2 separate regions of the Homo sapiens genome follow, and region 2 is linked to region 1. A link is an interaction called in ENCODE POLR2A ChIA-PET data of the cell type or tissue named here. Cell type or tissue: Panc1. All regions are shown on one strand. Each heading gives the region's core, and the rest is flanking DNA. Links, peaks and the distances in the headings are about the cores only.

Region 1 (14,212 bases), core at 1-8,000:
TCTTTCTCACATTCCATCAAGTTTTTTTCCCCTCTTATAACCCTGACAGATTAAACTCTTTACCCTTCTTCCCAAATCTTTCAGAAAACAGAATCTCATAGTGCTACTGGGGTTTTTTGGTTTTTGTTTCAGAATATTCCCTTGTAGCACATTCCTAAAGTTGGCAAATGGTCTTGCTTTCTGAAAGAATTATGAAGAGATGCCTAGAAATGGTGATGGGCATTAGGGTGCCAATACTCAGAGCCCAACCATATGTCTATACTTCACAAAGCCAATGTAATATCTCTAGAACCTCCTATCCTATTAAAAATTTAAAATACCAGAATATAATGATAAAAAGAAAATTAAAAACCCACATACACTATAGTAAATTCTAACTCATTAGGACTAATCTGAAGGAAGGAGAAAATAATGACTTGGTAAACTTTGTATTAAAAACTTCCTTAAATGGGCCAGGTACAGTGGCTCACGCCTGTAATCCCAACACTTTGGGTAGATCACGAGGTCAGGAGATGGAGACCAGCCTGGCCAAGACGGTGAAGCCCCGTCTCTACTAAAAATACAAAAATTAGCTGGGCTTGGTGGCGGGTGCCTGTAGTCCCAGCTACTTGGGAGCCTGAGGCAGGGAATTGCTTGAACCCGGGAGGTGGTGGTTGCAGTGAGCCGAGATCGTGCCACTGCACTCCAGCCTGGGTGACAGAGTGAGACTCTGTCTCAAAAAAAAAAAAAAAAAACCCAAAAAAAAAACTTCCTTAAATGAAATAAGCCAGAACTAGATAATTCTTTGAAGAATAAAACTGGCTCTAATCAATAGCAAATAGCTTGCAATTGATATTATTTATAGATTTATAAAGTGTGTAACACTTTTATTACATGGTTTAAACCTTCCTCCCGAACTCCTGTTTAAACTCTGATAAACCCTTTCTTCAAAATAAAATAAACTTCACCCCTGAAATAAGCAGGATGGTTTGAGTATGTGAACTGAGATTCTGTTCACGATCTGACTAAATCTGAAAAGGTTCCCTTGGAGAATCCATTAAGCTAAGTCTTTAGCAAATACTCTGGAAATGTAAATGACTACAGATTAAAATCTTCTCTGTATAATACTGGCAACATGGTTACAGCCACTTTAAAGCCAGGAACAGTAAACTACCCATTAGTTACAGCTGCAAAAGCTTCTCCTCCTCTTTCACATGTACCCTTCAGCTAGGGGAGCACCAGATTGCAGTGCAGCAATCAGGTTTAAGCGGGCAGCCTAGGCACAAGCAGCTAATATAAACAAATTGGAAACTGATTTCTACAGTCAGTAAAGCTAGTTTTGCTGAAGAAATTAATCCAGGACCAAGGTAATGACTTCCAACTCAATATGCTGTTATTTTGATGATGGAAAAAAATACACAGTCAAGAGACCATCAACCCCTCTTAACACTCTCCAGAGGCAGCCCTTCCTCCACCAGCCTCCCTGCTGCTGGCATATGCAGCCTATTCTATTTGGAAGCTACTCTCCCCTCTGCTATGATTCCTTCCCCTGTTCGCCTTTTTTCAAAGGGTTCTGGGCATGTTCCCAGATACCAGGTACATGGAGGGTGAGGGTGGGGGAGGGAACTGCAATAACACTTGCAGTTTTTCATATAGAAAGGTGGCTGTGGCAAGAGAGAAATGTGTTTCTTCAGCAACTTAAAAACCGAATAGTCATAATTTCCCCTTATATTAATAAAGCTCATCAGTAGCCTAAACCTAAGCAAAATCTTTCCCATCTAAAAATACTGGACTGTGTTGCAAGCAGCTTAGCAGCTTACTAACCAGTGCAGTGCCCCTACCTCCCCATCTCTCAAATAATGAATATGGTCCATATTTGAAGTGGGTAGAATGTAGTTAACCCAAGCCATGGCAAGGATGAATGGACTGTGTATTCTTGCAGCTGTTTGACATTCTCACCACTTATAAGGTGTCCCAGCAATACAAAGATGCATGAAAACCTGGTCTTTTCTTCCACCCCAAATTACAGCCTGAAGAGAATGTGTGTTACAACTGATGCTGTGGAATACATCTGCTCTGCCAGTTTCCTCCAGACCTGCTAGCTCCACTGATTATCTTCACAGCTAGTAGCTCTGTTTTCTCTTGGTGAAGTATCTCCTGGAGCATTGTTCACCCTCACGTTGAAAATATAAACACTGCTGCCAAAAGCAACTTTTGGATATCACAAGTTTTCTCTCCAGATCTCAACAACAGCCTTCTGATTGGGTTGGACTCACTCATTTAAGGCAAATATGATAATCTGGGTAAGACGAAAAGGAAGACTACAAAGTTGTTCTGTTTCTATTAATTCCTATCATCATAATTTCTTCCAAACATTAAGTCTTAATTACTGTGCTTTCACCTTTCTTCAAATCTACATCTACAAGGAATACTACACCTAAGTAAAAAGTAGGATTGGGAAGAGAAGGAATGGAAAGGAAATAAAGTGGCTGAAATGCAGAAAGTATCTTTAAGTAAAAAGTCTTATGTTAAAGAATGATGTTATGCTTGAGTAACTCACCACCCCATAAACAGCCTTACCCACAACTGAACAAGCATACCAGTGTTCCATTCTTACACTAAGAGCATATTTATGAAAGGCTAGAAGGTCAGATTGACCCATTCTTCAAATAGCACACCCAAATACAGAAGTCTACTTGCTGTGTCTTAAAAACCCAATTAAATATCAGGCCAGTTTAACATGCTATTTAAAGCACCTCTTCAAATAGCTTAGCAGGTACAATGGTTGACTTTCTTCCATGTGATACTGAGAATGGTAAAGAAAAGCTCTACCAAACGAATAATTTGGGGTATATGCACTACCTAGTGGGAAGTCTGCTGACAAAGTGAGCTGAAAGAATTGTGCAGACCTTACCAAGAGAAGGGGATCAGAGACAATCCAAAAAAGTTACATACCTCAAGAGAAGAAAAATTGTATGCTATTCCTTTAGTTGATCCTAATTGATTTTTTTTTTTTTTACCATTAGAAGCTGAGTTTACTTTCATAAACACACATCCTATATTCTCAGATGTTAAATAGCCCAGCTACACTCCTTCCCAGGGCCCACCCAATTTTGCCTGCTATCTCCTGAATGAGAAAGAATTAACAGCCACCAGAATTCCACTACAACATTTTAGCCAAGAAATGGTGATCAGGATAATATCTGTGATGCATTATATTCTTTAGTCATCACATTTGCTAGGCACCAACTAAGTATCCAGTGCTACTCCAGGAAAGTTCTATGCAAGGAAACACGGTCCCTTAAAATCTGTAGACATGTTTTGACCCACAGTATAGTAATGTAAGTGGCTTTGGCATGGAATTTCACTGCTCCATGAGGAACATGCCAGATATTATAGTCTTCACAGCCTTATCTGGATATTGTTTAACTTAGGTTTAACTTAGACATCTTGTCAAATTCGTTATTTCAAATACCAATCTAACAGCTTTTAATTTCCTCAAAAAGGTTTCTTCCTAAGTGTCAAGAACTAGATTCAAAGATAAACAACAATTACTAGGAAAACAAATCATTAAGAAAGTGTAATGTAGAAGTGAGCAGAGCAGTCTTTCTTACTGCAGAGAATTATTTGAAGGGCTAGGATCCCTCTTTTGGTACACTACTGATTCTCTGGGACATTCCTAAATTTATATATTCTGTCCCATTGTCTGTCCTAGCATATTGTGTGCAGAGATTTTTCTGTTTAGAAATTATGGTCAGCATATTTCTTAGCAACTGAGCAAAAAAAAAGTAACAATAAAAAACTAGATATTTTAACAAGATCATCATTACTAAGCATAGTGTGTCAGAACACTTTTCAAGATTCCTACATCTTTTCTAATCCCTTTTTCACACATATTTTCTGGTTAATTTATTTTTTCTTCTACAGATTCTACCCTCACCCACTCCTTTTTCAGAGGAAAGGAAGAGAATATGGCAGACAGCCAAAACAGGTGTAACACCTTTACTTCCTTACGTTCTCTCTCTTTTTAAAGAGACAGGGTCTCACTATGTTTGCCAGGCTGGCTGCAAACTGCTGGGCTCAAACAATCTTCCCACCTCCTGAGTAGCTAGGACTATAGGCCCACACCACCATGCCCAGTTTTTCTTGATATTTACCAGTCTGATTCCCACTTCAGATGAACCCAAAGAAACAGTTATCAATAAACACCCACTCCTTGGTACAAGAAATACACAAGTCTGAATACCTTTCACTTCAAGTAAAAAAAAAAGTGTTTCCCAAAGAAAGGAATTCCCTTCCCAACACAATGCTCCCAGACACACCCACCAGAAAACAACTTATCTCAAGGGAATCAATCTCAGGCCAGAGTTGAATCCACAGCCACCTCCAGTCACTTCTTCCATTCCCTTGTGCAGAAACCAGTCTTCTGAGACTTAGCAGGTTTTGGCTGCTCCCGGCTCTCCTTCCCTGTCTCAAGTTTCTTAAGTTCTCACTCTCCCCAGATGGGGCCTGAGTTTCTTGGGGGAGAGGGAGGGCAGGCTGACTAATCTCAGCACATATCTTCCCCCGCCGACTCCCGCCTCTGTGTCTCAACAGTAACAGGATATAACACACACACAGCTAGAATCCAATTCCACAGTCAGAAGCAATACTCCTTTCAAAGTAGGACTCAACTAGATCTTCTGTCAATGCTCGCGGCGAGAAGAGGTGAGGCAATACCAGGCCCCAAACTGCTGAGTCACTTAAAAGGTAAGGAACACACAGCTTGAAAAACTCTGCCAAAGAGTAGTTTGACCCTTGTGAGCTACTCCCCTCTCTTCCTGTAAGACTAAACACTTCACTGACTTCACTTCACTATTATCTCCTAAAGTGCTCCAGTCAATGAGTAATCGAGGCCTGCAACTGCCAACTAGAAGTAAACATAAGAAGTTAGAAAAAAGGCAGTAAGTAGGACAGAAAAGGGCTTCCCAATCTTTTGAACACCACAATTTGCAACAGAATGTAACACACACCCAGACTGTTTCAATGCCTATTTAGCTATCTACTACCTACCTAGTTGCCTGACCTGTCCATACTTCTTTTCTCAGTCCCACCACCAATATTATATAAACACATGCCAGTCATCTCTGTTTCTCCCGATATTGATTTATCATCAATTCTAGGTTTAAAAAAAAAAATCAGTACAGGTGACTGAAGAAATCCTGGTTCCTGGAACATACCCACTACTTTAGTGACAACATTAAAGTCTCCTCTCCCACCCCCTACCCTCCATCCCCACTCGCTAGCACCATTGTTGTACTTTACTTTTCCAACTTTATTATAATCATTTTCAGCACATAAAAAAATTCAAAAGCATAGTATAATAAACACCTGTACTCTCCACCTAGAATAAATCTTTCCGTTTTCCATAATAGGTTTTTTCTCTCTCTATATATATACACATACACATGCATACTTTCACATGGTCCTGTAAAAATAAAGGTTGCAAACATGAACATTACCAATAAATTGTTCAGAATGTATCTTCTAAGAATAAGAATATTCTCCTACAGAACCATGATGACATATCACACTTAATATTAACAATTATTCTATATATTCATATATCCAGACTGTCCAGATTATATTCAAATTTCCCCAATTTTCTCAAGAATATTTATTTATATCCCAACAGTCTCCTCAACCCTGCCAACCCAGCATGGATTCAAGGTTCATTAAATGCAGTTGGTTGTTAGGTTCCTTTAGCCTCTGCTAATCTAGAACAGTCTCTCCAATGTCTCCCACCCCCTTGTGATACTGACTTTTCTTTGAGGAATCCAGACTAATTGTCTTATAAAATCACTCATGTTTTGAATTTTTCAGAGGGTTTCCTTCCTATAAACTGGAAGTTCAGTTCTGAGGTTTTATTTGAAAAAGGTTAAAATTCTGGCAAGAATATTTCCTGCATTATGTAGTATATTTCACCTTGCATCATTATCAGGAGGCACATGTCGGGTTGTTCCACTATTAGCAATGCTAAGATTGAGTCCTGGTTAAAGTGAGAACATCAGATCTCTTCTTTGAAAGGTACATTTTCTCTTTTGCAAGTAAAAGTTAATTTGTAGGGCAATACTTTTTTCATCATGTTAATATCCTATTCCCTAATGACTTCACCATCTGTTAATAATCCTTGCCTGAACCAATTATATTGGGAAGGTTATAGAATCGCAACTTCTATTTTTCTATCAATGCTTCCACATTAGCTGGCATTCTTTTGTAAAGAAAAATCTTCTCCCTTTGTCATTCAGATTTTTATGTATTTAACAGATTACACTTAATTATACATTAATTGCACTGAATACTCATATTGTCTCAAATTGGGCCAGTGGGAGCCTCCTTCAAGCTGGCTCTTCTGTCCTTTGACATGATTCCATTACAGTCCTTCCACTCTTTTTGACAAAAGAAGATATACCAGGCTCACCTTGTTCTTCCTCTTCTCCAAACCTGGAATCAACCATTTCTCTCAGGAGCCTTTCTTTTAGAAGGGAGTAGTATTTAGAAGCTAATACCTGGAGTAAGAGGTGTGATAATTGCTATTAGAGATGCACTACTCCTAGGTTCTTTTGGTAGAGAGAGAAATCAATCCTTTTACTTATGAGTTCATATTGATATTTCTACTTCAGATTTAGTATTACCTTTTTTAAAAAAAGTTTAATTTTCCTATTGTATGTCTTGTCTCTAATGTTTGTTTATTCTATAATGCATACAAAAGTTTCAAAATGACAAGACTAATGTTATTACGCACCAAAATTTACTGAGTGACGTGTCAAGGTTTCATTGAAGTTCTTCTCGTCCTCAGAATATATTTCATAAAGATATATAATCAAAGTACTATTTTCTGTGTGACTGAGTAATCAATTTGATATATTAGGTTAAGATTTTATATTTTAGTTGGGTTCATTCCTTTGTGTTTGTAAGAACTTAAAGCTTTCCTTTTTTCTCTTTGATTTTGACATATAAAACATTTACATGTCTCAAAACTTTAAAAGGTACACTCAGAGAAGTTTCACTGCTATTCCTAGCCCTGATACTCTACGTGTCCCTCCCCATTTTCACTGGTTTCTGGTTTATCCTTTTTATGTTTCTTTTTAGGAGTGTGGGAAGCGAATACATATTATTTTCCCTCCCTTACTCAAAAGGTAGCATGATAATATAGTCTGCACCTTGTTTTTTTCACTTGGGAATCATTTTGTATTGGTTCATAGGGTATAAGAACCAACTAGTATAGGCTCAGGGAAATAAAAAGCTGTCAAGGCCGGGTGTGGTGGCTCACGCCTGTAATCCCAGCACTTTGGGAGGTCGAGCAGGGTGGATCACCTAAGGTCAGGAGTTTGAGACCAGCCTGACCAATATGGTGAAACCCATCTCTACTAAAATTACAAAAATTAGCCGGGCATGGTGGCGTGTGCCTGTAGTCCCAGCTACTCAGGAGGCTGAGGCAGGAGAATCGCTTGAACCTGGGAGGCAGAGGTTGCAGTGAGCTGAGATCATGCCACTGCACTCCCGCCTGGGCAACAGAGCGAGACTCCGTCTCAAAAAAAAAAAAAATTAATTTTGTATAGCAAAATATTGGCAAATTTTGTCAATATATATCACTGCTAGAATATCACTGATCTAAATATTTTACAAACCATTTTTGTTGAACTCTTGGCATACAAAGAACAAGCATCACTGGTAACACCACCTGATAGCACTACATGAAGATTTTTACTTAAAGTTGATTGTACAGGAAGTTTGAAATCCCACTTACTAGTAGGGTGGACACCAAGATCCTGAATGCCTAGATTTATATGACTTTAAGTGCTTTGCCTCAACACCTGTGGCTTACAGTTTACAGAGGGTTTGTATTTTCAAAACATTCTAGAATCCTTTCAATGTTGCATCTATGCTTCACAAATGAGAAAACAGAACAGGGGTTGGGGCTAAGTGACTTGCTTAAGGCAATTTGCTACCAACACTGAGGTTTAAAAAGCAAAAAGCAAAAAAAAAAAAGAACAAAAACAAAAAACACCCATAAGCCCAGTTCTATTTTCCTTCTTTTGGAATAGGCTGGGGAAACAGCAGCTTTCCCCTTTATTTCCAAGGGGTCAGTTTACCTTGGAGTGGTCTACTGTTGCACTATAAGCTTTCTGAGCTTATAACACCAGATAAAGATTTGTAAGCACTGGTAAAGGAAAATAATTCTTTAAGTTCCAAAAACCTTTATTAATTTTCAGAAAAGTAAAATGATGCAAAGAAATGTAATGTTTTTACGTTGCCAACAAATTGCCATTGAAAAGTACTGCTCCATAGATCTGGAAAGGGTGAGGAGAGCCCAGTAATAGCAGAGCCCAAACACTGTGGTAACAAAATGTTCCATTCTAGAATACACTTCCATTGTCTTCTGGGGATGGAGTAAGGAGGAGAATGTATGGGCAATCTAATCTAGACTACTTTACTAGGACAAAAGAAATTAATTCAGAATTCCCTATTTGTATGATTTCCACCTGCGTTTAAGCAAAATTTTTAGTTTAGTATGGTCAAATTGGCCACTGATTTTTTCTTTTTCCTCTTTTGGTCACTGGGGAAATTCGCTGGTTATTTCATGAGAAGTTACCATATTCTAAAACATGCAACAGAGAATATACTTTAAATGTGCTTTTTGAAGAGGTTTATCCTGTGCTGAATGGTGCTGGAGGAATATTTCTTTCACACATGAACACTTAGCACAATCAGATAATTTCTTTTAAACTAAAAACATTCCATTAGGTTCCTTTCTCATCTGTGGTGTGCCACTCAAAAAGCACCCTTTCCAAGTCTTATGTCTAAAAGATCTAGCACAGCTGAATTCCACCAACAGAAAAAGAGTTATATTTGGCCAGGTGCAGTGGCTCACATTTATAAACCAAGCCTGGGAGGTCGAGGCTGCAGTGAGCTGTGACTGTGCCAGTGTACTCCAGGGCAACAGAGCAAGACCCTGTCTCCAAAAAATAAAAATAAAAATAAAATAAATGTTGTATTAAATTTGAAGACCTCAGGTTAAAAAAAAAAAAAATTTTACCATTGATGTATTTCTACTTTCTGGTACCACCTTTCTGACTACTACAACTAACAAAAGTTCTTGTAAGGCTATTATTTTTATTGAAGTATTCTGGATTTAAGTAACATGATATCTGATTACTGAATCTTGGTTTCATAGTTATGGTAGATATTTATTTAAAGTAATCAATTAAATAATCTCACTTTTATGTGCAATCTAAAAAAGCCAAACTCATGGAAGCAAAAAGCAGAAGGTTCTTACCAGGCGTCAGGAAGGTGGAAGAAATGAGGAAATGTTGGTTAAAGGGTACAGTTTGGAGTTATAAGATAAATAAGTTCTGGAGAGTTAGTGAATAGCACAGTAACTACAGTTAACAATAACATTGTATACTAGAAATCTGCTAAGAGTAGATCCTAAGTATTCTCATCACATACAATACACACACATATACACAAAGTAACTATGAGGTGATGGATATATTAACTAGCTTGACTGTGGTAATAATTTCACAATGTATACATAAAAATATCACACTGTACACCTTGAATACTTTTTTTTTTTTTAAAGAGACAGAGTCTCACTGTCACCAAGACTAAAGTAAAGTGGCAGGATCATAGCTCACTGCAACCCCAAATTCTGGGCTCAAGCAATCATCCAGCCTCAGCCTCCTGAGTGGCTAGGATAACAGTCATGTGCCACCGTGCCCAGCTAATCTTTTTTTTCTTTTTTGTAAAAGATGGGGACTTCACTATGTTGCCCTAGCTAGTCTTGAACTCTTCGCCTTGAGCAATCTTCCCACCTCAGCCTCCCAAAGGCATGAGCCATCACTCCTGGTCCAAATACATACAGTTTTCACTTGTCAATTATACCTTAATAAAGCTGAAAAAAATATCAAATACTCAATTAATGAACGGAGAAAATTTTCCACTTAAGAATTTTTATGGCCAGGCTCGGTGGCCCACACCTGTAGTCCTAGCACTTTGGGAGGCCAAGGTGGGTGGATCACCTGAGGTCAGAAGTTCGAGACCAGCCTGGCCAACATGGCGAAACCTCATCTGTACTAAAAATACAAAAATTAGCCAGGTGTGGTGGTAGGCACCTATAATCCCAGCTACTCAGGAGGCTGAGGCAAGAGGATTGCTTGAACCCAGGGGACGGAGGTTGCAGTGAGGTGAGATCACACCACTGCACTCCAGCCTGGGCGAATGAGTGAAACTCCGTCTCAAAAAAATAATAATTTTTATTTATTTTATTTTTATTTTTTAGAGACAGGGTCTCCTTGTGTTGCCCAGGCTGACCTCAAACTCCTGGGCTCAGGGGATCCTCCTGCTTTGGCCTCCCAAAGTGCTAGCATTACAGGCAAGAGCCACCACACCTGGCCCAAGAATAAGAATTTTTAATTATAATTTTTAAGAATAATTTTTCCGAAAACTTAGTAGCAATTTTTAACTATATAACTTCATAAGCTGAATACAACTGCAAAACAGTCCCAGTCCCAGGAAGTGAGGTGTGAAATTCTTTTGGTTATTTTAAAGGGCTTCTTTAAAAATAAAAAATAAAGATAATTGGTATGTGATTATATTCTCTAGCTTAGGCAGCCTCAGCTTTAATGCATCACTGAGCAAACAATGAAATGTCTTTATGTGAGTAGCTGGTTGGAAGGTTTCATAGCAGAACAGTTTTTCCATATGCTGGAGAGCAGTTATAACTGGAACCATCTAGAGCCTCCTCACTCCTCTGGGGAGGACTGTGGGCTCTGTTCTCTAATGAGATGAGTTTATACAAGTTTAGCCTGAACACAGCCCTTATTCAGCTATCTTCCAGTGTGCATATGGAAAGTTTCCCTTAGATATCCCTGTAAAGATCAACCTAAAGTAAAGAGGTCTTGACCTGTGGTTATACTAAAGATCAGATTTCAGGGAGGTAAAGGTGGAACTAGCACAGGACTCTATGTGCTCCAACCTCTAAATCCGGCTGTGTCTTTCTACATAATTCTCTCTCCCAGTGTCCCATTTCATTCATGTTTCTGCAGTACGCGTTACACACTGCACTAACCCTCAGGCAGGGTTTGGCCATTCTTTCAAGTTTAACACCAACTTTTCCAGCAACAGAGATATATTAACGTTGGTATAAATGTTAAGGCAAACCCTTATCTGCCGTCCCGCTTTTTATCCCGGGTACTATTTGGTAACAAAGCAACAGTGACAGACCCCTTCAAGACCAAAAAGGAGTATTTTTCTGCATGAGTCTCAGATCTGCTCACTTTGGCTTAAGGAGAAAGCTGCTCTCCTGGCTACTGGCTCACCAGCTTAGTTGACTGTCTGAGTTCTGCCCTCCTTTTCTTCCTGTCATCTTTCTCTAATCTCTACTCTGGCTATTTCAACAGCCCTTCAACTCCTGTCACTTTCTGTGTTTTTGAAGCCAGAATTTCACTAAAATGTCCTCATGATCTTTATAACTTTACTATCACTCTCAGTCTAGGAATTCATAACATAAATTAGCACATTAGGGAAATTCTTATTCTGACTTGACTTTTAATCTATTGAGCACCAGAAGCCCAGCCAACTAGAAACTAGGGTAAGAGGGAGAACAGAGTCAGAATCATTCTTAGCATTTCACATAAAACATAGACTCTTTAGCTTAGAGAAGGCTTAGCCATTCCCTCTTTTTCTAGTGATATCCTTGAGTTGTTTACATACTGCTTTGGCTGTACAGATCAAGAAACTACAACCCAGTCTGGCGAGGAGATAATGGTTCCAAACACCCAATTCAGGGCCTGGCTTTATCCCAATCACCACATCCTCAAATCTAGACAAGTCTTCTAGGTTCTTAGCCCTGGGTCCATGGATGGGTTGCAGGCTGCCAATTCCCCCTTACAAGGTCCTGTGCTGTGTAATGAAGGTTGGTCAATGATGGACCACATATACAGTGGTGGTTCCATAAGAATATGATAGAGCTGAAAAATTCCTATCGCCTGGTGACATCGTAGTGCAGTGCATTACTCACATGTTTGTGGTGATGCTGGTGTAACAAACCTACTGCGTTGCCAGTCATTTAAAGTCTCTCTGACGTTTGCACAACAACAAAATTGCCTAAGGGCACAGTTTACAGAATGTATCCCCCTTGTTAAGTGACACATGACTGTGTGCATTTTGCTGGAATACGTACACATCTCTCAGAGGGTTCCAAACCCCCAATGGTTAAGAACCACTTCACTGGACTTAAATGATCCAAATAATAACCTCACAAGAATGTCAGCTCTACAGAGTATGAATCTTTGTTTTGTTCACTGATGCACCCTAAGTGCCTAGCACAGGCCCTGGGACGCTGCACCCTGAGCAGATGGGGCTACATGATTCCTGGTCATGGTTTACTCTGAATACATTGAGAAAAAGAGCAACGGTAGACTATTTTCAGGACCTTTCACATGAGGGAGGACCAAGATTTCTCCTCGTGATCAAAATCATCCAGGAGAGTTGGTAGCTGCATTACCATCTTTTTTTCTTTTTTGAGACATAGTCTTGCTCTGTTGCCCAGGCTGGAGTGTAGTCATGCCATCTCGGCTCACTGCAACCTGCTCCGCCCCATGGGTTCAAGCGATTTTCCTGCCTCAGCCTTCTGTGTAGCTGGGACTACAGGCACCTGCTACCACACCCGGCTAATTTTTGTATTTTTAGTAGAGATGTTGGCCAGGCTGGTCTCGAACTCCTGACCTGAGGTGATCTGCCTGCCTTGGCCTCCCAAAGTGTTGGGATTACAGGCGTGAGCCACCGTGCCTGGGCCATTACCATCTCAATGTTAGATTTCCGAACAATGTTGGCCAGTCTTGCTAGATAATCTAAAAGAATGGTTCTAAATCTGGGAGATTTCAAGTTTATCTGGTGAAGCTGTTTCAAAATGCCAACCCATTCTCCATCTGTTCTCTTACTCTCAGCTCCTCCCCCATTCTGATTACACAGCTCTAGTTTAGAGCCAGGTAATGAGTTATTGCGAAAAAACCCTCTATGTGACTGATACCTTCTTCTCCTTCCACAGAATGAGAAGTGCTGATCTAAGAAATAATCTAAGCAGGATCTGAAAAGGAAACACAAGTACACTGAGTTTACTAGGCTCTTGATAAAGCAACTTCCAATACAGGGAACAAATGCATTAGATATGCCTTGTTCAGAAATAAAACAATAAGGCAAAGGAAGTAGAGAATCTACCTTTAATGCCAACTCCATCTGTTAGGAACAGACAATCCATCAGATGGATCCTAGGGGTTAGGAGAACATGACAAAGAGACTGTCTGAGGAAGACCGAGATTGTATTTTTATTAGTTTGGTCCAAATTCAGTAAAAATTGGCAAAGTGCTCTCATTCCAGACATGCCCAGTGCTCAGCTAATCCCCTCGCTGCGGAGTAAGAAAAGAATGTACAGAATTATGAACCCCCTGCTCCCCAAATAGGAGGGGCTCCACCTCCTGAATGCAAGGGCCGAAACTAATCTCATCAACCATCCCCTCCTAATTATAAACTAGGTAGAGAAATAAGGTGCTTAACACAGGTGTTCTCCTTCTAAACTTTATGATTTGTAAACATGCTTTACCCCACTTCCACTAAAAACCCAGCCTTTGCCAACCTCAATTCATTATTGATTGGCAAACAAGAACAGAAACTATCCCCAGAATAATGTTTCTCTCCGGGAAATCTTGGGGAAGGGGTGCAATAAGGTCAGCCCCACCAAGATGCATTTTCCTTGGACTTACAATACATCTTATTACACTGAGAACACCATGTTCCCAACCAGCTTGGTCTCTTTTCTGTTACAAACCTGAAGTAAACAGATTCTACAGCAGCTACAAGTCTGTTACCAAGGCCACTGTATTATCAATATAATTAACATTCACAATTCATCTAGTCCAGCATGACAAGCCAGCTGGGCTACTTCTCATAAATGAACACTGGGAATCTTCATGTCTTGCTTGCTAAGAAAGCTGGTGCTCAGAAGCTGGGCACTGAACCCTCAAGTATTGAATAATAAGTGGGATACCACCTGGCCACCCATAAGAAACTGAATTAGTTACCAAAGCAACTGGATACATCTGCTATCTCTAGGAAGCACCTATTTCAACTTCCAAAATAGCAAAATTTGCCGGGTGCAGTGGCTCATGCCTGTAATCCCAACACTTTGGGA
Region 2 (15,053 bases), core at 2,640-10,639, 140 kb after region 1:
AGCTTGTCAATTTCCACATCCTAGTTCAAGTTCCATTTTCTGCACTAAGACTCATTAAGTAGTAAGTGACAGAAACACAGCTCAAACTAATTTTGGCCAAAGAAACATTTGTTGGAAGGATCATGTGGCTGGGAGAAGAGCAGAGTGCAACTGGCTCCAGTGACCAAAGGTGATCACAGAGACTCTCTCCACTCCTCATCCTTGTTCTCTCTGCACATCAGTGTCATTCTCTCACAGAGGGTTGGTGCAGATGGCAGGAGAATGCCTCTGGCGGCTGCTGTGACTCACCAACAGAGAAGGATGAGGCTTGTTTTCTCTAATCATAACATTTTAAATCACTAAGACAGACTCTGAATGGCTTAGTTTGGCTCAGTTATTCAGCTCTATTTTGGACCACATGTTTAAAAGGAGGTGAAGGAGCATTTCCCAGAAGAAGGGTATTTTCTAAACAATAAAATGTGACAGAACAGAACAGTAGAATTGTTCTACCCAAAAATTTTAAAAATGCATATTAAAATGACAAATACCATTGGGATGAAATGGCCGGATGCAGTGGCTCATGCCTGTAATCCCAGCACTTTGGGAGGCCGAGGCAGGCAGATCACTTGAGGTCAGGAGTTTGAGACCAGCCTGGCCAACATGGTGAAACCCCATTTCTGCTAAAATACAAAAAAAATTAGCTGGGTGTGGTGGTGTGTGCCTGTAATCCCAGCTACTTGGGAGGAGGCTGAAACAGGAGAATCACTTGAACCTGGGAGGTGGAGGTTGCAGTGAGCCGAGAGTGCACCACTGCACTCTAGCCTGGGCAACAAAGCAAGACTCCATCTCAAAAAAAAAAAAAAAAAAAAACATTGGGATGAAATGGAAATACCTAAAGCTGGTGTATTATTTTCTATTGCTGCAGTAACAAATTACTACAAATTTGGTGACTTAAAACAACACAAATTTATTCTTTTACAGTTCTGTAGTCAAAAGTCCAACAGGGGTCTCACAGGACTAAGATCAAGGGGTTGGCAGGGCTGTGTTCCATTCTGGAGGCTATAAGGGAGAATCCGTTTCCTTGCCTTTTCCAGCTTCTAGAAGCCCCCCACTTTCCTTTGCTTGTGGCCCCTTTCTCCGTCTTCAAAACCAGCAACATAAGGCCGAGTCCTTCTCACATGGGTGTCTCTCTGGTCCTCTTCGGACACCTTCTTCCACTTTTAAGGACCATTGTGATCACATTGGGCCCATAAAGATCATCCAGGATACTCTCCCATCTCAAGGCCAGTAGATTAGCAATCTAAATACCCCTTTTCCATGAAAGACAATCCATTCATAGGTTCTGGAGATTAGGACATAGACATCTTTGGGGAGAAGAACAATTAATTCAACCATAACTGTAAGAGTACAGTGAGTACATCCTCTCAAATTCTTTTGGTAAAGTTGTAAAATTTCATAAAATTTCTGGAAAGCAAATTAGCTGTTTGGTAAAATAGGCCTTAAAATGTTCATATGTACTTAGCCAACAATTCTAATAATCTGTCCTAAAAAAATGCTAAATGCATGGGGGAGGGTGAGTTATGCACCAAAGTGTTCATCACCACTTTACTTATATCACAAAAAATTTGAAACAACCTTAATGTCCAGTGGCAGTAAGGCTAAATTAACCATATTATATTCATATAAGGAAATATTATGTTGACAGTTTAAAAAGTATGTTTATGAGAAGCTTTTGATGAAATGAAAATGTGTATATGCCCTAATGTTAAGTAAAAAGAGGAGTATATCTATACCTACCAATTTGTTGTGAACCTAAAGCAACTCTAAAAAATAAAATGTAATAGTTTCTTTTAAGAAATGAATACAAAATAATCATAGCTACAGTATGACCTCAACTCTACTGAAAAATAGATTTGGCCATGCGTAGTGGCTCACCCCTGTAATCCCAGCACTTTGGGAGGCTGAGGCGGGTGGATCACCTGAGGTCAGGAGTTTGAGACCAGTCTGACCAACATGGTGAAACCCTGTCTCTACTAAAAATAAAAATTAGCCTGGTGTGGTGGTGTGCGCCTGTAGTCCCAGCTACTCAGGAGCCTGAGGCAGGATAATCGCTTGAACCTGGGAGGCAGAGGTTGCAGTGAGCCAGGATCGTGCCACTGCCTTCCAGCCTAGGTGACAGAGAGAGACTCTGTCTCAAAAAAAAAAAAAAAAAAAAAAAAAAGATTTACAAAAATATCTGGAAAGGAAAATGTGGTGGGATTTTTGTAGATAATTTTTTTCTCTATATGTACTTCTTAATTTCATTTTTTGATATACGATCTCACTCTGTCACCCAGGCTGGAATGCAGTGGCCCAATCGTAGCTCACTGCAGCCTTGAGCTCCTGGGCTCAAGCAATCCTCCTGCTTCAGCCTCCTAAGTAGCTAGGACTACAGGTATGTGCCACTTACCCCTGACTAATTAAAACAATTTTTTTTGTAGAGACAGGGTCTCACTATGTTGCCCAGGCTGACTCTTTATTTATTTCTAAATTGGCCCTTAGGTACACAGAATAGTGTTCATTATCATCCTTGTTTCGTTACACACCACTATCATTAGTCCAGGCATGGCTACTTCCATTTATTGATTTGGTTAGTAGTTGGCTAGTTATTTTGATAATGCAATGAGTACCCACAAAGCTAACACTCTGAACAAAAGCATCACTAACCTTACCATCACTCCTATTCCACATCCCTCACATACACAACCCCTCCACACTGTTTCTATTTGAGACAAACATGATCTCAAATCCCATGTTTATCTTTTCTTCGTAAATAGTTTTATTGCATTTACTGTGGAACTGCCAGTCCCTTACAAAGTCTTCTCCTTTCATTTTTTTCCTGACAGTTCTATGAGAAGGAAAGGGACAGGAAAGGGTTTTCATTATTAGATAAAATAAATTCTGGCTAGGCACGGTGGCTCACGCCTGTAATCCCAGCACTTTGGGAGGCCAAGGCGGGCGGATCACGAGGTCAGGAGATTGAGACCATCCTGGCCAACATGGTGAAACCCCGTCTCTACTAAAAATACAAAAAATTAGCTAGGCGTGGTGGCGGGCGTCTGTAGTCCCAGCTACTCAGGAGTCTGAGGCAGGGGAATCACTTGAACCTGGGAAGCAGAGGTTGCAGTGAGCTGAGATTGCGCCACTGTACTCCAGCCTGGTGACAGAGCAAGACTCTGTCTCAAAGATAAATACATACATACATACATACATAAATTCTACACTCAAGCAGCAAGTGTTGACATAATGGTAACCAACAAAATGCCATCTTAACTATTTATTCCTCAAACCATCTAGCTCATTCCAATAATACCCATACTTGGTTCAGAAGTTGCAGTTCAGCCCCTGAATGTGTGTGGTCAAATTCCACACTCCTGGTAAAGGGAAGTTTTGAGGTGCCTGAGTTTCATGTGAGACCCAGGCCTTCCTTAAGGGGAGAGCCACTTTTCCTAGTCACATTCTCTGGTCTGTCTCAAGATGGGGCCAGGCTACTTCTGCCTCATGGAACACAGTTAACCCACCTGGAGTCCAGATAGATAAGTCAAGGCCTCTGGCCCAAGCTTCTTCAAGGTCCTATTAATTCCAGGACCCTCAAGTAGACTTTTGTGTTGGGATTTTATTTTTCTCTCTTATGCACCCGGTAAATACTTCCCCAGGAGATCTCTTACAAGCATCAGCTGGAGACCTTAACCAAGGACCCCTATCAGGATCACCTAAGAAGCTTTTAAGAACTACAGATGCCTAGGATCAACCCCACTCCAAGAGATTCTGTAAGTCTTGTGTCAGGAGTTAAGGCCTCCATTTCCTTGGAGACCTTACATACATACTCCATTAAGAACCACAGCCAAGGTGTGAACCTGCCTTGGTCTTCTTTAAGTTCTTCCAGTCACCTGGCTTTTAGGCCTATGTTTTAGGAGTCAAGTGTCCATCCTGTGTTTTCTCATGCCTCCCAGTAGATTGACATTCACCTTCTGACTGTTAGGAAAATGGCCAACAGTCCTTGAGAGTTGCTGGCATTGGCTGTTTTTTATTTCTTGGCCATCATGGTCTTCTGTGGCTGATTGATTGATTGATTGATTGAGACAGGGTCTCACTCTGTTGTTCAGGCTGGAGTGCGGTGGTGTAATCTCAGCTCACTGTAACCTCCATCTCCTGGGCTCAAGCAATCCTCCCACCTCAGCCCCCTGAGTAGCTGGGACTACAGGGGTACACCACTATGCCTGGCTAACTTTTGTATTTTTATGTTCCTTTTTTAAAGAGACAGGGTTTCACCATGTTGCCCAGGCTGGTCTTGAACTCCTGAGCTCAACTGATCCGCCTGCCTTGGCCTCCCAAAGTGTTGGATTACAGGCGTGAGCCACTGTGCCTGGCCCACAGCCATTTAAAATCTCTTTCTCTTTCTCTCTCTCTTTTTATTTCTCTGTTTTTCTCCATCCTTTCCCATCTCTCATTTTAGATTATCCTGTGGGTCAGGATCAGCTTTGTTCTTTTCCTGTTTTTCCCCATGCAATATGCACCTGCAGATTTCTTTTTTTTTTTTTTCTTTTTTTTTTTTTTTTGAGACAGAGTCTCACTCTGTTGCCAAGCTGGAGTGCAGTGGCGCAATCTTGGCTCACTACAACCTCTGTCTCCCGGGTTCAAGAGATTCTCCTGCCTCAGCCTCCCAAGTAGCCAGGACTACAGATGTACACCACCAGGGCCAGCTAATTTTTTTTAGTAGAGACGGGCTCTCACCATGTTGGCCAGGATGGTCTCGATCTCCTGACCTCATGATCCCGCCTCAGCCTCCCAAAGTGCTGGGATTACAGGAGTGAGCCACCATGCCTGGCCACACCTGCAGATTTCTATCCTCCATTTTTGAGACCCCAGAGGCAAAAAGATTTCTCTCTTCAGAACTGGCTTGAAAAATCCTTCAGAAAGACCATGTTTGAGGGGGTGATTAGAATAATGGCTAAGAGCATGGACTCCAGAGCCAGAGTTCAAATCCTGGCTGTGTGAACATAATGAAGTTATGTAACCCCTTTGTGTCTGTTTCCCCCTAAAATGAGGATGATAATTGTATTACTTCATTGGGTTCTTGGGAGAATTCAATGAGCTAATGATGTGCTCAAAACAGTGCCTGGTACATGGTAAGCTCGTATATAACCGTGGCCATCACTCATCCTGCAGACAACACAAGAATGTTTAATTTGCTTTATGAGCTCAACTATCCAAAAGTAGAAGAAATAAGAAGAACTCCTTTGTTGGATCTAATGTTAAAAACATATGTCAATATTGGTTTATGATGCACAAGTGACTAGAGCTTGGGAGAAAGTAATGGCTTTGTGGAGCTCTTTATGGTGCAGAAGGGACCTGTTCATCTCACTCAAGGAGAGCAGATTTCAACAAGTTGGGAAATTTGCATGAGTCAAAAATATTGAAGGAGAATATGGCTAAAGAGGGACAGAAATTTCTAAGAAGTAATATGTTCATTATGTAGTCACAAATGAACCAAGGAAACATGCTGGGCCCCACCTTCTTCCTTGTTTCCTTTTTCATCCCCCTTTAAATTCTGTCCAGTTTAAATCCTAAGTTTGTCTTGCTGCTTCTTCCCATTCCCGCATCATCCACTCTCCTTCAGACTACCTTTATTTTTCACCTGGGCTCCCAACTGGTCTCCCCATATCAACTCTGGCACCTTTTAGAGTTCAAGGCATTCTCCACCCTCCACACTATACCCACAGTGATTATTTTGAAATATAAATCTGATTGCAATCCCATCATCCCTATCCTACCTCCCACCCTTAGAACCACTCACTGGCTTTCTAGCACCTCCAGGATAAAGAAAAACAGTTTTAACAGCCTACCAGACCCTGCTGAGTCTGGGCATCACCTGTTTCTCTAGCTTCATCAAGCTCCATCTTACTCTCTTTACTCTACCCATAATGGCCTTCCTTTAGTCCCAATCACCAAATTTTCCTGTGCCACAGGGCTTTTGCATGTGCAAGTCTCTTCCTGGAAAGCTCCTTCTCTTCCCCCTGTCTGTACCCCAACCCTTTTTAAAATCAATAGGCTATTTTTTTTTTTACAGTAGTTTCAGGTTTATAGCAAAATTGAGTGGAAAGCACAAAGAGTTCCCATATACCCTGTCCCACCCCCACCCCCATCCCCATACACACACAGCCTCCTCCACCCTCAATATCCCGAAATAGTGTGGGACATTTGCTACAACTGATGAACCAACGTAGATGCATCATTATCACCCAAAGGCCATAGCTTACATTATGATTCATTCTTTGTGTTGTACATTCAATGGGTTTACACAAATGTATAATGATAGATACCCACCCTTACTGTTTCACTACCCTAAAAATCCCTTGATCTTTAATTTCCTAGTGACTATGATGTTGGGCACCTGCTCATATGCTTACTTGCCATCTATCTACTTTGGTGAGGTGCCTGTTCAGATCTTTTGCTCATTTCTAAATTGAGTTGTTTCCTTCCTTTTTGACCTCAGTCAATCCTTCCCACTCATCTTTTAGATCTCAGTGATCCCTTTCTTGCATCTTTAACTAGATTTAAGAAAGAAAAAAGGCTCCTTATAAACTCTTCGCTATGTGCCTCTTCACAGTTATTGAGCTGTAATTTTATATTTATTTATGTAATTATTTGAACAGTGCCCCTTTCTTTGAGTTTGTAAGAGCAAGCACCATATCTGCTTTTGTTCCCTGGTATATCAGTAGTTCCTAGTGCTGTACCCAACATGTAGTAGGGGCTCCACAAACAGACCAAGGAATAATTAATAACCTCATTGAGAAGGAAGGCGAACTGGGCCCAGAGCAGTCATCTAAAGAACCACCTCAAATACACGGTGAGTTCAGAATTTCAAAGAGCAGGTATAGCAGTGGGAAGGGGCAGAGGGCCGAAAACAAATGCCCAAAGCAGCACCAGCCCACAAGACTGGGGTCAGGAATACTAACACGTAAAATGAGCTGAGGCTTAAACAAATGACAGAAACCAGAAACCCTGTTTTAGAAAAGTATCTGAAGCAAGAAAAACAATGGGGAAGATCCAGGCCCCACACTTAGTGGAGGGGACAAATTTTTTCATGCATAATGTTTTTCTCCCTCAAGAAGAGTAATTCTCAAACCGGAAAGTGTAAAGGCAAATTCCAGAAGAACGTGGAGCGCAGCCATGAGGAGGTGGTGGAAGCATCTGGCCACATTCGAGTTCTGGTTTTAGAGGAATCTCCTCGGAACTCGGGGATGTGATTGCAGAACTACTGTCCGTGATTTCTGAGAAATTTGGGAAAGGAGCCAACAGCCAGGGAAGTGTGAAATGTTTGTCAGTTTTCAAAACGGAGGAATGTCTAAATGGGGTAAATTTAACGACCTCTGACTTCCAAACAACATTAATTCATGGTACAAGTGTGAACTAGATTTGTAATGGAGTGCCTAGAAAGTGGAATTTTACATCTTTCTGCCTCAATGAACTGCCACTTAAAAGTTGCCAGCTAGCAAGAGGAGGCAGCCAATCTTCTTAGAGGAAGTCTTTGTTCTTAGAACAATCGTGTGAATGGTCTCCTTCAGTTACGTAAATGTGGGCAGCTAGGCACCCATCATCCTGAGAAGAGGATATAACTGGACATTTTTTCCCTACTGTGTGGCTTGACAAAGGCTGTTCTCTATATTTCTTGGTATGAAGAGCTGGTTGCTGAAGCATTTGGACAAATGTATACAGGAGCACAAGGAGCCTTCTGGGAGAAGACGGATCTGAACCACTCCCTTCTTATTTGAGGCAAAAGGTAACTCTGATGGGCTGAAATGATCGTACCTGAATCCATGGATGGGTTCCACCTGAAATGACCAAGAACCACCGCTCACACCCACTGCACCCACCCAAGTGGAAGAGGAGGTGTGAAACGATGGCTTGATTGTCCTCTGGCATGGTGCATGGCTGAGGCTGACACACCCAGAAAGCCCAGCTGCTTCACCAGAGGGGTGTCTGTGTGTAGCAGCCCACATGTGGTACACTCTTGTCTAAGCATGACACTGCAGGAGGACTCAATGCAGCTCGCGTCAGGAGCTGGACTATTTGTGTGATAGGACTTTGGCAGGACTGGTTTACAAGATACTGGTCACAGAGACCCCTGCTGATAAAATAGGATGTGGTAAAGAAGCCAGCCAAAACCAAGATGGCAACAAAAGTGACCTCTGATGGTCCTCACTGCTCATTATACACTAATTATAATACATTAGCATGCCACAAGACACTCCCATCAGCACCACAACAGTTTACAAATACCATGGCAACCACTGCACTACCGTATATGGTCTAAAAAGAGGAGGAACCTTTGGTTCCGGGAAATCTCCACCCCTTTCCTAGAAAACTCATAAATAATCCACCCCATATTTAGCATGTAATCAAGAAATAACCATAAGTATAGCCAGCCAGCAGCCCATGAGGGCTGCTCTGCCTGTGGAGTAGCCCCCCTTTTATTCTTTTACTTTCTTAATAAACTTGCTTTCACTTTGCTTGCTTGCTCTTGAATTCCCTCTTGTGCAAAGCCAAGAACTCACATGGCCTCCCAGGCTGAACCTTAATTTTGGGGTTCACCCTGTGACATTAGCAGCAGTGCATCAGGAGCTGGGGTGGGAGTGGGGGAATTCTAGTTTCAACAGTGATAGAGATGGCAGCATCAGAGAGAGCCTGGGTTCCTTCAGCCAAACACTGCATAAACTACAACAATGCACAGGCAGCAGGGAGAGAGAGGGTTTTGCTCATGAGGAAAGAAAAGAACTTATAGTTGAGGAATGTGAGTCCTTTTAAATCATCAGTCCCAGAGAGATATTAAAATGAGAAAGCAATCACATTCTACTTCCCCCTTGAGCTATGTATTCATCTCTTAAAACTGCTTGCTATTGCCACAAATAGCACTTGGACACTATATTGCTTAATAATGTATAGCAAATCACTCTTCAATGTTACTTTTGTGTATGTGTGTTTTTTTGTTTTTGTTTCTGTTTTTGTTTTTTTGAGACAGAGTTTCCCTCTTGTTGCCCAGGCTGGAGTGCAATGGCACGATCTCAGCTCACTGCAACCTCCGCCTCCCGGGTTCAAGCAATTCTCCTGCCTCAGCCTCCCAAGTAGCTGGGATTACAGGCGCCCACCACCACATCTGGCTGATTTTTGTATTTTTAGTAGAGATGGGGTTTTCACCATGTTGGCCGGGCTTGTCTCCTGACCTCAGGTGATCCACCCACTTGAGCCTCCCAAAGTGCTGGAATTACAGACGTGAGCCACCATGCTGGCCCAATGTTACTTTCGTAAACCAATGAGAAATCCTGACAAACAACTTTGTATCAGCCTACTCCCTGTCCCCACTTTCTGCCTTTAAAAATCCACTTGTGGCCAGGCGCGGTGTCTCATGCCTGTAATCCCAGCACTTCGGGAAGCTGAGGCAGGCGAATCACGAGATCAGAAGTTCAAGACCAGCCTGACCAATGTGGTAAAACGCCCTCTGTACTAAAAATACAAAAGAAATTAGCTGGGCATAGTGGCGGGCGCCTGTAATCCCAGCTACTCAGGAGGCTGAGTCAGGAGAATGACTTGAACCCAGGAGGCAGAGGTTGCAGTGAGCCGAGATCACACCACTGCACTCCAGCCAGGTGACAGAATGAGATTCGGTCTCAAAAAAAAAGTCTACTTGTAACTGCTGCTGATCAGAGTGTGTGTTCAGGACAACTTGAATCTATGCTGCCTGGTTGCAATTCTCAAGCTTGGCCCAAATAAACTCCTTACATTAATTTTGCCTCAGCTTCTTCCTTTTAGGTTGACACTTACTTGGTGTACTGGGCTGAATAGCAACCCCCACCACCCCAAATTCATATCTACCTGGAACCTGAGAACATGACCTTATTTGGAAGTAGGGTCTTTGTAGATGTAATCAGTTAAGATGAGGGTCTGTTTGTTTTGGGTGGGCCCTAAATGTGATGTGACTGGTATCCATATAAGAAGAGGAGAGGACACAGAGATTCATATGGGAAGTCCAGGTGACCTTGGAGATAGAGATTGGAGTGATGCACCTGCAAGTCAAGGAATGCCAAGGTTTACCAGCCAGAAGGAGCCAACCCTGCCAGCACCTTGATTTCAGACTTACGGCCCCCTGAACTGCAAGACATTAAATTTCTGTTGTTTTCAGCCACCGATTTGTGGTACTTCGTTACAGCAGCCTGGTAACAAATTGATTTGGGCATGTGGGGATTCAGGAGATTAATCTGGAAAATAAGAAATAATGAGAATCTTATTTGAATCCCAGACTGGTAAGGCAAGTTACACTAATTACAGATTATTAAACAGATGTCTTATCTGCTCTGATAAACCAACAAAATGCTGAAATGACATCTTATAATATTTTTGCGGATAAGCTAGGAAAAATGTGGGTTCGATGATGGTACAAGTTGAGGGTTTTCAGCTAGTTTAACACCCGATTGGATTGACCAAATGATGCTGGCCCACAGGAAAATTGCATGACTCTGTCCTTTACAGTAACTTGGATAATACTTTGAATATGTTCTTTTTTTTTAATACTTTAAGTTCTAGGGTACATGTGCACAATGTGCAGGTTTGTTACATAGGTATACATGTGCCATGTTGGTTTGCTGCACCCATTAACTCATCATTTACATTAGGTATTTCTCCTAATGCTACCCCTCCACCTGCACCCCACCCCATGACAGGTCCCCATGTGTGATGTTCCCCGCCCTGTGTCCAAGTGTTCTCATTGTTCAATGCCCACCTATGAGTGAGAACATGTGGTGTTTGGTCTTCTGTTCTTGAGATAGTTTGCCCAGAATGATGGTTTCCAGCTTCATCCATGTCCCTGCAAAGACATGAACTCATCCTTTTTTATGGCTGCATAGTATTTCATGGTGTATATGTGCCACATTTTCTTAATCCAGCCTATCATTGATGGATATTTGGGTTGGTTCCAAGTTTTTGCTATTGTGAACAGTGCTGCAATAAACACACGTGTGTATTTGTCTTTATAGTAGAATGATTTATAATCCTTTGGGTATATATCCAGTAATGGGATTGCTGGGTTGAATGGTATTTCTAGTTCTAAATCCTGGAGGAATCACCACACTGTCTTCCACAATGGTTCAACTAGTTTACACTCCCCAACAGTGTAAAAGTGTCTCTATTTCTCCAGATCCTCTCCAGCATCTGTTGTTTCCTGACTTTTTAATGATTGCCATTCTAACTGGTGTGAGATGGTATCTCATTGTGGTTTTGATTTGCATTTCTCTGATGAGCATTTTTTCATGTGTCTGTTGGCTGCATAAATGTCTTCTTTTGAGAAGTGTCTGTTCATATCCTTTGCCCACTTTTTGATGGGGTTGTTTTTTCCTTGTAAGTTTGTTTAAGTTCTTTGTAGATTCTGGATATTAACCCTTTATCGGATGGGTAGATCGCAAAAATTTTCTCCCATTCTGTAGGTTGCCTGTTCACTCTGATGGTAGTTTCTTTTGCTGTGCAGAAGCTCTTTAGTTTAATTAGATCCCATTTGTCAATTTTGGCTTTTGTTGCCATTGCTTTTGGTGTTTTAGTCATGAAGTCCTTGTCCATGCCTATGTCCTGAATGGTATTGCCTAGGTTTTCTTCTAGGGTTTTTATGGTTTTAGGTCTTATGTTTAAATCTTTAATTCATCTTGAATTAATTTTTGTATAAGGTGTAAGGAAGGGATCCAGTTTCAGCTTTCTACATATCACTAGCCAGTTTTCCCAGCACCATTTATTAAATAGGGAATCCTTTCCCCATTTCTTGTTTTTGTCAGTTTTGTCAAATATCTGATGGTTGCAAATGTGTGGTGTTATTTCTGAGGCCTCTGTTGTGTTCCATTGGTCTATCTCTCTGTTTTGGTACCAGTACCATGCTGTTTTCGTTACTATAGCCTTGTAGTATATTTTGAAGTCAGGTAGTGTGATGCCTCCAGCTTTGTTCATTTTGCTTAGGATTGTCTTGGCAATGCGGGCTCTCTTTTGATTCCACATGAACTTTAAAGTAGTTTTTTCCAATTCTGTGAAGAAAGTCATTGGTTTCTTGATGGGGATGGCATTGAATCTATAAATTACCTTGGGCAGTATGGACATTTTCACGATATTGACTCTTCCTATCCATGAGCATGGAATGTTCTTCCATTTGTTTGTGTCCTCTTTTATTTCATTTAGCAGTGGTTTGTAGTTCTCCTTGAAGAGGTCCTTCACATCCTTTGTAAGTTGGATTCCTGGATATTTTATTCTCTTTGTAGTAATTGTGAATGGGAGTTCACTCATGATTTGGCTCTATGTTTGTCTGTTCTTGGAGTATAGGAATGCTTGTAATTTTTGCACATTGATTTTGTGTGTATTTCTGTGGGATCGGGGATTATATCCCCTTTATCATTTTTTATTGCATCTATTTGATTCTCCTCTCTTTTCTTCTTTATTAGTCTTGCTAGCAGTCTATCAATTTTGTTGATTTTTTCAAAAAAACAGCTCTTGGATTCATTGATTTTTTGAAATTTTTTTTCTGTATCTCTATCTCCTTCAGTTCTGCTCTGATCTTAGTTATTTCTTGCCATCTACTAGCTTTTGAATGTGTTTGCTCTTGCTTCTCTAGTTCTTTTGTGATGTTAGGGTGTCGATTTTAGATCTTTCCTGCTTTCTCTTGTGGGCATTTAGTGCTATAAATTTCCCTCTACACACTGCTTTAAATGTGTCCCAGAGATTCTTGTACATTGTGTCTTTGTTCTTATTGGTTTCAAAGAACATCTTTATTTCTGCCTTTATTTCATTATTTACCCAGTAGTCATTCAGGAGCAGACTGTTCAGTTTCCATGTAGTTGTGTGGTTTTGAGTGAGTTTCTTAATCCTGAGTTCTAATTTGATTGCACTGTGGTCTGAGAGACAGTTTGTTGTGATTTCTGTTCTTTTACATTTGCTGAGGAGTGTTTTACTTCCAGCTATGTGGTCAATTTTGGAGTAGGTGTGGTGTGGTGCTGAGAAGAATGTATATTCTGTTGATTTGGGGTGGAGAGTTCTGTAGATGTCTATTAGGTCTGCTTGGTGCTAAGTTCAAGTCCTGATATCCTTGTTAACCTTCTGTCTCGTTGATCTGTCTAATGTTGACAGTGGGGTGTTAAAGTCTCCCATTATTGTTGTGTGGGAGTCTAAGTCTCTTTGTAGGTCTCTAAGGACTTGCTCTGTGAATCTGGGTGCTCTTGTATTGGGTGCATATATATTTAGGATAGTTAGCTCTTCTTGTTGAACTGATCCCTTTACCATTATGTAATGGCTTCTTCATCTCTTTTGATCTTTGTTGGTTTAAAGTCTGTTTTATCAGAGACTAGGATTGCAACCCCTGCTTTTTTTTTTGTTTTCCATTTGCTTGGTAGATCTTCCTCCATCCCTTTATTTTGAGCCTATGTGTGTCTCTGCACATGAGATGGGTCTCCTGAATACAGCACATTGATGGGTCTTGACTCTGTCCAATTTGCCAGTCTGTGTCTTTTAATTGGGGCACTTAGCCTATTTACATTTAATTTAATATTGTTATGTGTGAATTTGTTCCTGTCATTATGATGTTAGCTGGTTATTTTGCCCATTAGTTGATACAGTTTCTTCCTAGCGTTGATGGTCTTTACAATTTGGCATGTTTTTGCAGTGGCTGGTACCAGTTGTTCCTTTCCATGTTTAGTGCTTCCTTCAGGAGCTCTTATAAGACAGGCCTGGTGGTGAAAAAATCTCTCAGCATTTGTAAAGGATTTTATTTCTCCTTCACTTATGAAGCTTAGTTTGGCTGGATATGAAATTCTGAGTTGAAAATTCTTTTCTTTAAGAACGTTGAATATTGGCCCCCACTCCCTTCTGGCTTGTGGAGTTTCTGCCAAGAAATCCACTGTTAGTCTGATGGGCTTCCCTTTGTGGGTAACCCGATCTTTCTCTCTGGCTGTCCTTAACATTTTTTCCTTCATTTCGACCTTGGTGAATCTGACAATTATGTGTCTTGGGGTTGCTCTTCTCAAGGAGTATCTTTGTGATGTTCTTTGTATCTCCTGAAATTGAATGTTGGCCTGCCTTGCTAGGTTGGGGAAGTTCTCCTGGATAATATCCTGAAGAGTGTTTTCCACCTTGGTTCCATTCTCCCCGTCACTTTCAGGTACACCAATCAGACGTAGATTTGGTCTTTTCACATAGTCCCATATTTCTTGGAGTCTTTGTTCATTTCTTTTTACTCTTTTTTCTCTAAACTTCTCTTCTTGCTTTATTTCATTAATTTGATCTTCAATCACTGATACCCCTTCTTCCACTTGATCGAATCAGCTATTGAAGCTTGTGCATGCGTTATGTAGTTCTTGTGCCATGGTTTTCAGCTCCGTCAGGTCATTTAAGGTCTTCTCTACGCTGTTTATTCTAGTTAGCCATTTGTCTAATCTTAAGGTTTTTAGCTTCCTTGTGATGGGCTCAAACATTCTCCTTTAGCTCGGAGAAGTTTGTTATTACCAACCTTCCGAAGCCCACTTCTGTCAGTGAGAGACAGGACTAGCTGGATTTCCAAGGCCGACTAAGAATCCCTAAGTCTAGCTGGGAAGGTGACTGCATCCACCTTTAAACATGGGGCTTTCAACTTAGCTCACACCCGACCAATCAGGTAGTAAAGAGAGCTCACTAAAATGCTACTAATTAGGCAAAAGCAGGAGGTAAAGAAATAGCCAATCATCAAATGCCTGAGAGCACAGGGGGAGGGACAATGATTGGGATATAAACCCAGGCATTCAAGCAGGCAATGGCAGCCCCGTGTGGGTCCCCTCCCATTGTATGGGAGCTCTGTTTTCACTGTATTACACCAGGATTCCACGGATGGCCCAAATGCATTCAATCTGTAGCAGCAACTGCTTTGTTAACAGAAGAAAGTAGAAAAGTAATTTTTGAGGAAACCTCATTGTGAGCACACCTCACCAGTTTAGAATTATTCTAAGTCAAAAAAGCAAAAAGGTAGCTTACTAACTCAAAAA

Evidence for each region. Peaks named below come from ENCODE experiments on the same cell type or tissue, not always from the same donor. Only the 100,000 strongest peaks of a DNase experiment are listed, where the experiment ranks them.
Region 2: POLR2A ChIA-PET joins it to region 1 with 5 read pairs; 1 of 35 experiments calls an interaction of 5 or more read pairs at or near these places.

What each region holds. Positions count from the first base shown.
Region 1 is chr1:109,994,545-110,008,756 of GRCh38, reverse strand. The region is part of intron 1 of AHCYL1 (adenosylhomocysteinase like 1); the gene reads right to left. Among named protein-coding and RNA genes, the nearest start is that of AHCYL1, 17 kb to the right of the region's middle. In Panc1, for the core only: no CTCF peak of the experiment used is centred there; a DNase peak (open chromatin) is centred at 4,776; H3K4me3 peaks cover 551 bases; H3K27ac peaks cover 2,799 bases.
Region 2 is chr1:109,857,658-109,872,710 of GRCh38, reverse strand. The region is part of intron 4 of LINC01768 (long intergenic non-protein coding RNA 1768); the gene reads right to left. Among named protein-coding and RNA genes, the nearest start is that of LINC01768, 37 kb to the right of the region's middle. RefSeq lists an enhancer at 7,293-7,838. In Panc1, for the core only: no CTCF peak of the experiment used is centred there; no DNase peak of the experiment used is centred there; H3K27ac peaks cover 2,558 bases.